Regions from separate parts of the Homo sapiens genome. Here region 2 is linked to region 1. A link is a contact called in ENCODE Hi-C data. All regions are on one chromosome and are shown on one strand. The core of a region is the stretch at or near the end of the contact, and the rest is flanking DNA. Distances in the headings are between cores, read along the strand shown. Region 1 has its middle 21 kb from the start of LINC03061. Region 2 has its middle 54 kb from the start of LINC00399.

The links. Hi-C counts contacts between places; a loop is a spot of excess contacts on that map. Pooled maps may share reads with other maps.
Region 2: a map of ascending aorta shows a loop between it and region 1 (1.9-fold over the local background). The contact joins two enhancer-like sites. A Hi-C loop is called at or near these places in 3 of 168 maps with a recorded cell type or tissue (aorta, ascending aorta and chondrocyte) and 3 of 50 pooled maps.

What each region holds. Positions count from the first base shown.
Region 1 is chr13:109,240,840-109,247,815 of GRCh38, reverse strand. No RefSeq gene overlaps it. Among named protein-coding and RNA genes, the nearest start is that of LINC03061, 21 kb to the left of the region's middle. Within about 2 kb of position 4,320, at least 12 of the 41 ENCODE cell types and tissues checked have a DNase peak (open chromatin) inside an H3K27ac peak, as active enhancers do; they include ascending aorta, where a contact is called at or near this core.
Region 2 is chr13:109,451,705-109,458,680 of GRCh38, reverse strand. No RefSeq gene overlaps it. Among named protein-coding and RNA genes, the nearest start is that of LINC00399, 54 kb to the right of the region's middle. RefSeq lists an enhancer at 3,753-4,028. Within about 2 kb of position 4,365, at least 2 of the 41 ENCODE cell types and tissues checked have a DNase peak (open chromatin) inside an H3K27ac peak, as active enhancers do; they include ascending aorta, where a contact is called at or near this core.

The DNA of each region.
Region 1 (6,976 bases), core at 3,071-5,570:
ACTTTATCTGGTATGTTACATAGATATAATAATGTTATATATATAATGGCATGCGATAATATGTGTAATGTTATATAAATATAACATTTTATTTATTTTACTGGTATATTTAGGGTGTATGGTATGCATTTTAATGTATCACAGTCTAACATCCATGATATGATGGCACTTTACACATACCAAGAGAATCTTACCATAGTATATTTCCATTTTTCCTCTCCAGGCCTGTGCTATTATTTTCATACATTATACTTACACAGGTGTTATAAATCCCACAATACCACAGCATTTTAAAAAATTCAATTTTCTTTTAAAGATATTTTTGAAATAAAAATATCTTCTAGATTTTTCCATGTAGTTATTTCCAGTGATCTTCATCTAGTTGTGTAGATTCACATAGCAATTTTGTATTATTTATCTTCTGCCTGAAGGACTTCCTTTAACATTCTGCTAGTGACAAATTCTTTCACATTCTGTATGTCTGGAAAAGTATTTCTGCTTCCTTTTGAAAGGTATTTTGCTGGTTACAGAATTCTAAATTGACTTTTTTTTCAGTACTTTGAAGATGTTTCCCAGCTCTTTTGTCACTTGCATTGCTTCTTATGAGAAATCTGCAATCATCTTTATCTCTGTTCCTCTACATGGAATCTTTTTCCTTTGGTTGCTATTAATTTTTTTTCTTTATCACTGTTTTTGCACAATTTGATTCTGATTTGCCTTAGTACAGTTTTCATCATGATTCTTATGCTTTGAGTATGTCGAGTGTCTTGTACCTGCAAGTTTCTCATTTTCATCAAATGTAGAGAATTTTCAGGTATTCTATCTTCCAGTATGTCCCCCTTCCTCCCTTTTAGGGGGTTAAATTTCATGTGTTTTAAGCTGCTTGAAGTTTTCTCAGAGCTCATTGGTACTCTTTAACATACTTAAAAAAAATTATATTCTATATTTCATATTGAATGGTTTGTATTCCTATTTCTTAAAACTCACTAACTTTTCTTCTAAATACATAACTGCTATTAATTTCATTCAGTGTATTTTTCATCCTACATATTGCAGCTTTCATTTGTAGAATTAGGAACTGGTTCTTTTTTTTATGTCTCCCATATATCTGCTTAACTTTTTGAATGTATAGTTATAATAACTGTATTAATATTCTTGCCTGCTAATTCTTACATCTGTGTCATTTCTGGATCAGTATCAGTTGACTGATTTTTCTATTCTTTAATGATTATATTTTCTGCATGGTAATTTTTGATTGATTGTCAGACATTATGAATTATATCTTTTTGGGTGCTATAAACTTGTGTATTTATATAAATATTCTTCATTTTGGTTCTAGTATACAGTTAATTATCTAGGAAACTGATTCTTCCTGTTAAGAATTGTTGGGAGGGGTTGGAGTAGTCCTCAGTTTAGGCTAATTATCCCCCTTCACTCAGACAAGACACTTCTATGCACTCTACCCAGTGCCCTGAGAATCAGGACATTGTCAAGTCTAGCTCAAGGGAAGAGGCATTGTTCTCTGACCTTTGTGAGTGTCAGATAATGTTACCACTAATCCTTTGGGTGATTATTTCCCAGCCTTGGGTGGCTTTCTCACATGCAGAAACATGTCCTTAATCATCTGAGGACCCCAGGGTGCCCTCTGCAACCCTGAAGAGCCCCCTCCTTGCAGCCCTCTCCTGTGAACTGTAGTCACTGTGGTCTTCCAGCTCCTCCTACTCAACTCAGAGGGACCACCAGTACACACCTCAGCTCCCCTTTCCTGATCTGTGGTTTGTAAAATTCTCAAGGCCGGAACCTGGACAAGTCTTTGGAGCTTATTTCATTTGTTTTCTCTCTCGCAAGGACAGATGCCTCATATCCTGTGTCTTGAAAACCTTTGTTGTATATATTTTGTCATTTTTTTAAATTCATGCAAGAGGATAAATCCAGTCTTTCTACTCCATCTTGGAGAGAAGCAGAAATCTCTGTCATATATCAAATTTTGCATTAACAATTTTGTATTCCTTTTCTTAAAAATGCCCCTCCATCTTGATTGTATAATCCAGTGTTACAACACCTCCACTCACCAAAATACAAAACAAATGAATAGATTGTAATCTCACATGCTAAGTGCAATAATTGATACATATTGATGTACCTCACATGGTCTAGAGGTGGGGAAAAGATATGTGTTGGAAAATCACCAGAGAAGGAGACAGTCAAATTGTTTTTAAATAGTAAACAAAATCAAATATAGGTGAGGAAGAGGTGGTAAGAAGCAAAGTGCAAAACTAGGGAGAACCTGATACCACCCTCCAATAGATGGTTTTCTAAGAGAGAAAAGAATTTATTTAAAATCCATGAACATAAGAAAATAAAGAGAGTCACACATGGCCTTATATTATTGTCAGGTAAAAAGGATGATAGGAGACATAGTTCACATTAATTCAAAGTGACATTTCCTATTTGAAATAAGAAAGATCATTTTGAATTAATGATATTATGCAGCAGACGATGGCTACTTGTATGGGCAGTTAGGAAGAAGAAGAAAGGGAAGGGAACGGAGGAAGAGAAGTGGGAGAAAGATGAAGAAAGAAAATGAGAAGGGGGAGGCAGTAAACTCAGCTCAATTTCAATCAGAACAATGAAACTATTTCATAATTATAAGAACTGTTTTCCATGAGAGTGAACTTTCCCACAGACCCTTCTCCAATCCATGTGGCGACATTGAGTTTGCTCTCCGTAGCCTTGCCCGTCTACAGACTCATTCCCCAAATACCACCTGCCATGTGTTAGGCTGTCAGGTAAGTGTTACCTACTCACTCCATCATGCTTCTGCTTCTTTAAGACTTTGCAGATTTTCCCTTAGCACAGAGCTGGACCCTCTGCAATAAAATAAGTTCCCATTTATTGCCAACATTCTTCTCCTTACTCACTTTGCTATAACCATTCGTAACCGTAACAGATTTTCTCTTTCTTCTTGACAGATGAATTCTTTTTGCTTTTCTGATGTTGGTTTATATGACGGTTGTTGTGTGCTTACTCCTTTTATAGAAGCGGGAACAGAAGGGAGCAGGGGAAAGCGTTGTAGGAAAGAAACCCCCAAGAGTGCATAATAACCCGCCAACCTTCCCTTTCTCTCCCTCCTCTTTTAATGGTCCTGGTCTCCTGGCATCTACAGCCCAGAGAAAATGCAAACACATGACACTGGGCCTTACTGACTTACAAAAAATCCCAGGGAGTCGCAGTGCAATAATAGGTCTTATTATTCCTTAACATTTAATAAAGCCTGCAGTGATAGATGCTGAAAATAAAATAAGCTGGTGTGGTATCTGCTTTTTGAAAAGCTGAAATTCAAAAGACAGACCAGTGTAGGCAAATCATACAGATGGACAAAGAATTGAAGAAAATAGGAAGGAAGGGGATAGAGACAGATGGCTGACTCCATGGATTTTTTTTTTCCCCTCCAAGATAATTCTCCTGGCTAAGGACCCCAGGACACTCCAGAAAGATTTTTTTCTTTTCATTTTTCTTTTCTTTTTTGTTTCATTTGCTTGTTTGTATTTAATCAAGGTTTGCTGTAAACAGTGAAGCCAAGCTTCTCTTAATCACGCTTGCCATTAAGGGCTTTAAATACAAAACTCCTACTTAAAATTACAATTATACTTTGATGAAAAAATTTCCCAGCCCACTCCATTTTACATTTTTCCCATTGGTTTTCTAAAATAGGACTGGAAAGTGCTAATAGAGTGTTTTGGAACTCAGAGTTCTTTGTGGTTTCATAGTCTCAAAAAAACCGGTCCTCCTTATTGCCTTATCACCACTAATCAGGGCTTATGTGTGACTTGAAAATTAGAACTTTCACACATGGCAGGCAGGAGACACAGAGGCACAGTCTCATGAAGAGATACCTAAGCATTGATGTGACTGCTAAGGACAGCATATTCCCCTGAACCCGTGTGGTTCTGGAAGCCCTCCAAGTTATTAATAGCGACAGTGACAGGGCTGTACATTCTATTGTTTCCTCATCGACGAGAACGGAATGTTAGGTGGTGGGGATTGTGGCATGGAAAGTATGTGAGCTGGCTGTGTTGCATTTCATTTTCTCCTTTCGAGGGCTTTCTGTCCTTTGTGCTTTTTACTGCTGCTCGTGGCAAACGCCTTAGTGGATGATGAACAAGAAATGACCTCATGGAAACAGTGTGGTGGTGACCCACAGCTGATTTAAAATAAGGTGGACAGATTTTGATCACCCTCCCAATGTATACAGCAGGAAAGAGAGACCTGGTTTCACTAGAGTTGGGTTGATCCAGTCCTCCTATGCTGAGTCATTGGATTAAAATGCATGTCATGTCCTAGGCTAGCCTCGGATTTCCATCTGGTCAAAAAGAAAGCATTTTTGTTGCTACTGGGTTTGGGATTAGTGCAAAAAGGGGAGTTCAGATCTGGATGAACCAGGCCCACTTGTCCTCTCAGATAAAGCCAGGGGAGGAGCACAGAAACACACTTGGTACCCTGAGATGAGATTAAATGCGGAGGTGGATGAAAACCACCAAAGGTAGCTTAAAAAACATCTGAGCTCGCACAAAATAATTCACTCCTTCATTAGTTGTTAATGCATTTCTCTAATTGCTTATTCAAAAGGACATTATTTCTTCTTTGGTGTCCCGCATACACAGTTTTAAAATGCTTGCAGACGTTTTACCTGGCTCTTTGCATTAAATTATCTCATCAGTCGTAATTGATCTTCACTTCTCCGAAGTTTTCATGGCACATGGCAAACTGGGATGTACCCTTCCTCCTCCTCTGTGTTCTATCAGTTATTTAATCTCATCTCCAAGCAACATGTTCTCGTAATGGCTAGATTTTGGTCTAGAACAATAGCCTTACTGCTATTATTCTTTTACTCAACAGTCCAGATTGTTACGTACCCATGATCTGGAGCTCTGGACTTCTTGGTTTTGTGAACCGCAGGACTCTTGCAAGTCTACTGTGTTAGTCCGTTTTCACACTGTATTATAAATAAATACCTGAGACTGGGTAATTTATAAAGAAAAGAGGTTTAATTGACTCAGAATTTCACACTGTTGGAGAAGCCTCAGGAAACTTACAATTGCGGAGGAAGGTGAGAGAGGAGCAAAGGCACGTCTTACATGGTAGCAGGTGAGAGAGAGAGACAGCAAATGAGTAAAGGGAGAAGAGCTGCTTATAAGACCATCAGATCTCATGAGAACTCACTCAGTATCATGAAAATAGCATGGGGGAACTGCCCCCATGATCCAATCACCACCTGCCCACCAGGTCTCTCCCTCAACACATGGGGATTATGGGGATTACAATTTGAGATGATGTTTGGGTGGGGACACAGAGCCAAACTATATAATCTACCATGTCATAAGTGCTCAAAATATGGATTAATTGATTGCAACAAGAAGCCACGTTTTTCCTTTGCAATTTATCAGTTAGCAACTCATTCACTTTGAATATTTTTTTTTCTTTTCTCAGAATAATCAGAGGGAAAAGGTCATTATAGATGAAACAAGTACATAACAAATAAACTTGAAAAAAGTGACACTATCTGTCTAATTAGAATGGCTTTAATGGCAGTCTGTATTTAAAATGTGCAATGCAGCAGCATCTAAGGGCCTTTTTAATTGATTTGATTTCATGATTTTCCTAGATTTTATAAAGACTCATAAACCAATGTCTTAAATTTCATTTTACAGTTATTGCCTTAATTTTAGATTTCAAAGTATCTTTTGACACCTTCACTGGTGTGCTCTATCCTGGAAGAAATATGCATTCACAGATTCCATACCTCCCCCTTAATTCCCCACTTGGTCAGATTAGATGTTCATTTCTATTATATCATCTTTTAAGCCTTACTTACATTTTTAAGAAGATACTATTTTGACTTTGATAAATTCTGGCACTCTGAATTCATTGTGTTTCTTTGTCTTTTTCCTTAGGCTTGCCCTAGGCAAGGTCTAACACTGTCAAATCATTAGAGGGAGGGCTTTATTCCCAATTTCAAATCATTTTTATTGTCATCATTCAAAAAGAAATGGCTGTCTAGGGGATAAGTGTCAGTGCGTACTTTGAAGATGATGGGCATATGTTTCTATCTCAGCTGATTCTTGAAGTCACTTTTCTGGTATTTTTTTCTGTAAACTTATGTATATATTCATAAAATTTACTATTTTACTTTGAGTAAGTTTCATTCTTCCCTCTGATTAGAGACTTGTCTTCTCTATCTTTTATACTTTCTGATTGGGACAAAACAATCTTTTGGCTATTCTATCTCATTTTTTCAAAAGCATCAATTATCCTCTTATGATCCCCTTATGATAAGATCATAACATTTTAAAGCTATTGTTTAGAAATGTACTACACAGCCTTTCACCTCCTTGTCCCCAACTGTCTCTCTTACTCTTTCTCTCTTTCCAAAAATAGCAAGCTAACTACTAAGCCAAAAGCCACATCCAGATTCCTATGGCTCCTGTCCACGTTCACTATGGATGAATGCGTATCAGACTTCTTTGCTCATCATGATGACTGGCCTATTAATTTTATCTTTTCCTGAAGTAAAATAGGAGAGCAAATGGGATGCATATTTATTCTTTTGTCTTCTTTACCTCAGGGCTGTCTTAAATCACTTAAGAAAAGCAAAAGTTAAGTATTTTGCTATTAGAGAGCCATAAATAGTTAAGTAACAAAGTAGTAGTAACTCTAGATAGAATAATGATAATTAATGTTTGCACAGTTTGCTACTTTCACCTGTACCATTTCATTTACTATGCATTTTTACTTCCTATGGCAGATATAAATATTACCCTTCATTTATTGTTGGGCATACTGAGGGTCATGTCAGTGCAATAAATATTTCATGCGCAAACACTCAGCATATGGGAAGGAAATTATACCATGTTCTGACGTAAAATTCTATTTCAGATGTTTGTTTTCTCCTTTCCCTTTTCTTCCTTCTTTTTAA
Region 2 (6,976 bases), core at 3,116-5,615, 210 kb before region 1:
ATTTACGTGGCCAACAAACATATGAAAAAAAGCTCAACATCACTTATCATTAGAGAAATGCCAATCAAAATCACAATGAGATACCATCTCATGCCAGTCAGAATGGCGATTATTAAAAAGTCAAGAAACAATAGATGCTGGCAAGGCTGTGGAGAAATAGGAACACTTTTACACTGTTGGTGGGAATGTGAATTAGTTCAACCATTGTGGAAAACAGCATGGCAATTCCTCAAGGATCTAGAACCAGAAATACCATTTGACCCAGCAATCCCATTACTGGGTATATACCCAAAGGCATATAATTCATTCTACTATAAAGACACATGCACATGTATGTTTATTGCAGCACTGTTTACAATAGCAAAGTCATGGAACCAACCCAAATGCCCATCAGTAATAGACTGGATAAAGAAAATGTATATATACACTATGGAACAGTATGCAGGCATAAAAATGAATAACCCTAAATTCTGGTGGATGTTGTGCCATTCAAGTACAAAGGAGGCCACCTTTAATCATCTAGACAGAGAAGTTGGTGTGATGAAAGGATCAACTCATCTTTTTCTAAGGGGCTAAAGTATTCTTTCAGTTGTTTCTTATCTATATTATAACTTATGAAATCCTTTGTGCCAGAAACTGTGGGTTGCCTGCCTTTTAGCCACAGCCAGTTCTACAAAGAAAGTAAAAGTTCTCTTTCATGTAGCCACAGCTTTAGGGCAACCAGGGTCCAGCTGCAGTTGTTGGGTGAGCCTGCCTTAGCTTAAGTCCATCCTGGAGGCTGATTCTCCTCTTTAGAATTGGGTTTAGGTAAAGGCACATGGTCCAATTGTTACTAGTTACCTGTTACAGAACAGGTTTGCTGGGAGATTTGGGAAATATTTCTTTGCTCTTACAAAAATCCCTAAAGGAAGTCAAAGATAATGATTGTCATGCCTGTGATGCTTGAAATCATGTCAGTTACCTGGTACTATGAGGTATAGTGAAAAGTGCAAGAAAGAAATGCAACAGTAGGGATAGGACCTGGGTTCTTCTTGACCTTGAAGAACTTATTAGACTGTTGAGCTATGGCTTTCATAGCAGGAATGAGAACCAACAGTATAGACCAATGAGCTGGATTTGAATCATTCCCACTTCAGAAGACTCCAGAAGACCCCACAGATCACTCCCCCGGTGGGGAGGCACCACTAAATCCTGATGGTAGAACATACTGAGGGGAACCCCAAGATCCTGTTAGGGATTTTGAGAGTTCAGAACTACTTCCATAATAATATTGAGGCGTCATTTGCCTTTTCACTTTCTTTGTCTCATGAGAGCACAGATGGAGCTTCCCAAGACTGTATGACTTGTGATAGCAAAACACATGAAATATAGAATCAGGTCTAAGAATTCAGCTTTCTTCTATTCAGCCAGACATCTAAGCGATTTTGGAAGTTGCCCGATATCTGGCTGAATTTCCCTCGCTATCAGACAATGCCATTCTGTTGTAAATGTTTTTGGTTTTGAGTTATTTCTTAATAAATATGTTATTTGTGTTACCATGTGATGGGTTTGTTATCAACTGTAAATAAGTTAATAACTATTTAAAATTTTTTTCTAAGCCCTAATTTCTAATACAATAAATGTCAGTAGATATAGCCTACATGAACAAAAGCTTTGTGGAGTCCTCAATAATTTTTTAAGAAGGTAAAGGGATCCTGAGATCAAATTACTTGAGAACTGCAGACAAAGACATATACTTTTTAAATGAAAAAAAAATCTTAGAGGTGATTGATAACAGCTCAAAACCTTCATTTAACAAAAAATTCAGCACCACAATGAAGGCATTGGTACAAGTTCCCATGGCCACTACTGCTGTGTGGGATCCCAGCTGTCTGCTGCAAATTTCCATTCTCTCTTCCTCCATGTCCCCTTCCTGTTTGTTGCAAAGGCATTGGCTTTTGTAGTCTGCTGTAGTCTGGGGTGGCACTGGCAGAATTTTGTCGAATATTCTGAGCATTTCTGGAATCTGCTATGTCTTTGCCCTGACATGTAAGGATCATTGCTGTTTCTAATGACCTTGAAATCTACAGGGATGCTGATAATTGACTTGATTTCCCTTGCATTCTCAGAATTTGATGATGATGGTCTTTTCACTAAACTTTAGCTTCTAGATCTGACCCAGTTCTATTTCAAACATTTGAGGATGCTTCAAAGATGACAGCTTTGAAAAGAAAGGAAGGCATGTAATTGCTAGTCATGGCTTCTTTCTGGAACTAAAATTGACCTGCAACTAGCATCATTACAAAATTTGTATTAATTTGTTTCTAGTACATTGAGCTGTAATTTGGATAATGAGTTGCCTGCTATTAACTAAACTAATTAATGTGATTATTATATTTAGTCAAAAATACCTTTTAATTTCATAACACTGTGATTTCCTATAGATTTGGAAGAAAAGAAAGAAGAAAATGAGTAACACATAGAAAAAGCATTAGAAGGGAAAATGCTAGGCCCCAAACACCAGTCCTTTGATTCCTTTACTAGACTTATGCATAGATACCCTGGTAACCCTCCATTCTCCTTCTAATCATCTGTTCAGCACTGTATCAAGAATATAGTAGATATTCAAGAAATATTTTTGAGAGAATAAACAAATGCTTGTGGCAGGCAGAATAATGGTCCCCCTCTCCAAAGAGGTCCACATCCTGATCTCCAGAACTTGTGTATGTTCTACCTTAGTGGCAAATGGATTTTACTGATGTGATTAAGTTAAAAGCTAAAGATCTTGAGATGGAGAGAGTATCCTCGGTTATCCAGGTGGAACCAAGGTCACCACAAGGGTCATCATCGGAGGGAGAAGAAGGCAGGAGGTGAGAGTCTGGGGGAGACTTGGGATGGAAGAGGTCACGGTGATGTGATCACAGAATGTGAATTAAGCAATGTGAGGAGGACTCCATTTGCTGTTGCTGGCTTTCAAGATGGAGAAAGGGACCATAGCCATTCTCAAATTTCATGTTTCAGAGTATGGACAAGAGATAGGATTTGATTCAAGATTCAGAAAGAAGAAAATGTTTCAATTATGAGACCATTGCATGCAAGTCTAAGAAACATTATACATCAACTTCTTTGAAGTATCTCCTGGAACAGTGTTTGGAAAAGACAAAATACTAGACAGGACATAAAAATTATTGTATTTCCATTGCTCTAATTTTTTTTGAACTGTCATTTCTGCAGCACACTAAAATGTGATTTAGACACCATTTAGTAGCTTTTCTTTTTTGTAATGTATTCCTTCAGAATCTTCACTCCTCTTTCTTGGATTGTAACTCTTTGACTAGGTAAACTTGTGCTTCCGAGAGTTCTTTATGAAGGGCCAGGGACAGTGGCTCAGTCCTGTAATTCCAGCACTTTGGGAGGCCAAGATGGGAGGATCGCTTGAGACCAGGAGTTCAAGACTAACCTTGCCAACACAGCAAGACCCTATCATGTCTATTAAAAAAAATAAGAAAGAGTTCTTTATGAAACATAATGATTTCCTTTAATAAGAAATACTTTGTAAAGTAGAAGGCATAAAAGTCTTCCCAATTTATGTGTTTAAAAAATTATTAAAGGACACTATATCTTTTTATTTCCAAGATAATTTGTATAGATCAAATTCTATACATGATTTTGGAGACTCCATTTAATTGTGAAATCTGTATTATTGTAAATGCTCCCTTTAAATTGCCAAGGACAGTATATTACTAAAACCCCCCTTTTTTTCCTTATAGTCATATAGATGTGCTGCTCTATAACTAGATTTGGAAAAATGTTACAATTCTTCCTCTTCTGGAAAAAAAGTATTTTCCTTTATTATCCTTTAGTGTCTAAAAATAGGCTGGAATTAAATGTCATGTACCTTTGGAATTCATTTTATAAATACACTTGGTAACTAGGAAACTCACATTGTCATTATTTATAATCTAGGAATTCTTTCCATGGTAACTGTTAGAAGGTCACAATTATTGAGTCACAACAGTGGCTAAGAGGCTATTTAAGAATTCACCAAAATAAGGCGATTGACAGGAGGAGGTAATGTCTGCTTTTCTGATCACCCAAATTAACGAGGTGAGGTCTTACGTTGAAGCAGTGGCTGCATCTTCAGTTCAGTTACATCTTTCCTGCCATGGCCCTTCTTTCAGCCAAGCAATCATGCCAGCATTACCAACCTTTTCTCTCACAGCCCTTGGAGACTCAGTGCCATGAACTTGGATACCATTTATAGTGTTTTCTCTGTCTTGTGACATCATGTGTAGGTTGATTATATTGGCACACAATAGGGTTTCCAAAGCCCAGGATTCAGCTGAGAAGTGGGAGGCAGCCTCTGTCTGGGACTGAGTCTCACACAAGCTCACAGAAAGCTCTCACCGTGTCCCAGAGCCATGCTTGGGGGAGCCTGGGAACAGGCTTGCAGGAGCAGGTCCTTGGTAGCCACCTCTTACTAAGTCTCACAGCAGTGGAGGTTGGCTCTTAAGCAGCCACATAAATATACTTGAAACACCTTCATTTGTTCATTATAATAAACAAGACCTCCTGTCACTAAGCCGGACATCTTATTAATACGTACAGTGCCAGCCTCTGCCCTAACACCTCCAAGACATTGAGAGAATGTTGAATGGACTATGTGGTAATAGAGACAGCAGCTTAATGGAGGCCAGATACCCAAACATGAGCTAAGAGTTTGGCTTTACTCATTATCAGATCTGTGAAACAGGATGTGACCCCAGATTTTAAAGAGTATTTTGCAGTAGTATGCAGAAACATTGGTGTAATCAAACATACACACATATGTAATGTGAATTAAGCATTTTGAGAGTAAAAGTCGTTAAACCTGTAATCAATGCCAAAAAAACCCGTACAACTTCAGAAACATTTCTTGGGGTGAATTACATGGCCCATGAGCTTCTTGCTTAGATTAACTCACCATAATTCAATAGCATCAGCAGTAGCTACCAGGCCCAGCTTGACCCCACTACAGTTTATTATTTAAAGGATACGAATAAGCAGTTCAAACATACACCAATATGAAGAAAAAGAAAGAAGCATAATCTCATGCATAATTAAATCACAAATCGAAATGAGATGCTATTTTTTAAAACCTATCAGATTGGCAAAGATTGGAAAGTTGATCTTTCACACTGTGCACAGGATGTGGGCCAACAGATGGTCTCATTTGCTGTTGGTGTGAGTGTAAGTTGGTGGAATCTCTTTGGAGAGCATTTTTCCAATGTCTGTCAAAATGCAATGCATATTTACTTTGGTCTTCCAATTTTACTTTGGGAAATTTACCTTACAGGTATATTACTATGTCTACATGAAGGCCTGCACCGAATTTTCCTTGTAGCATTATTTAAAATACTGAAAGAAACTGAAAACAGCATAAATGTCCATCAATAGGTGTACTAATCTGTTTTCATGCTGCTGACAAAGACATGCCCAAGAGTGGGAAGAACAATAGGTGTAATGGACTTACAGTTCCACGTGGCTGGGGAGGTCTCACAATCATGGCAGAAGGTAAAAGGCACTTCTTACATGGTGGCGGCAAGAAAGAATGAGAGCTTGTGCAGGGAAACTCCCGTTTTTAAAACCATCAGATCTTGTGAGACTTATTCACTATCATGAGAACAGTTGGGAAAGACCTGACCCCATGATTCAATTACCTCATGCTGGGTCCCTCCCACAACAAATGGGAATTCAATATGAGATTTCAGTGGGGACACAACCAAACCATATCAATGGGAAACTTATTAATTAAATTATGGTGCATGTAGAAAGAATAATTTATAGGTTTTTTTAAAATGTGATAGCTACATTTGTGCTAATATAAAAATTTATTCAGTATATTTTGTTACTTTTTAAAAATTGCACAAGAATGCAAAAATATATTTCCATTTGTATGAAAAAAAAGCAGAAAAACTGCACATTTGAATGTTTAGAACTAGAAAATTTTGAAACATACAGAAGAAAACTATTAATTTTTTTTCTTTCTAAAGATGATGAGTATTGATCCAGAAGAAAAATTTCTGTTTCATTATAGTTCTGCTTTACTCCTTGGGAAAAAATGTACAGTTTACATGTATTTATTTTCATTATAATTAGAAAGTAATTATTAAAAATTGCCTATTTACTGTTGAAGCAAGCCAGGGTATAACTGAAAGACTAGCACAAATAGGAGACAAATTTCAAAAACTGTACATCTTGACTCAGCATTATTACTTTCAATAGATAAAGAAAATTATTTGAGGTGTCTGTAGAGATACAGCTATAGAGCTATATGTATGTCCACTGAAGATTTACTTTTTATGACAAATTCATTTTACAAAAAAACAAGAAGATAACTTTTGAATGTGATAAAGTAACTGGTACCAGACTAGCCCCCTTGGTGTAAGTAACTACAAAACTACACAAAATATAGGAAGCAACTATTTTCAGGTGTCAGACAAGAAGCAGAGGATTGTGTTCCTGGAGAGAAGAGAAATGCACACAGTTTGCCCCATAATCCTCCCGGTGTTCTGCTATAGGCCCTTTGTGGACCAAGAGGCAGGAATGTGGAGCCCAAGTGAGGCAGGATTGGAGGCTTCTGGAGTGGCTGGAATTCTAGTGCAGCACGCTGGAGAGGAGAAAGCTGTGCAGTGAAGAGACAAAAAAAAAAATGTGCAGGGTTTTCTCAAGTCTTTAGCCAAGTGCTAAGCTGTGCATGTGTAGGTAGGGTGGAATCCCTGGGGCCTGGAAAAGCACAGCTCTGGGAAGTTGTAAGCTGCAGGGGATGCTGGCACCACAGGGTGCTGGAAGACGGAAATTCCAGCCAGCCAGAGAGAAGATACCTCCCAGAATATCCAGGGCATTTAATCACAACCCAAGAGAGACCACATTTTAGGAGATGGGCTACTCTAGTTCTACCCAAACAAATTTCAGAGCAAAGAGTAAAAGGACAAAGGCACTAGGAAATATCAAAAAT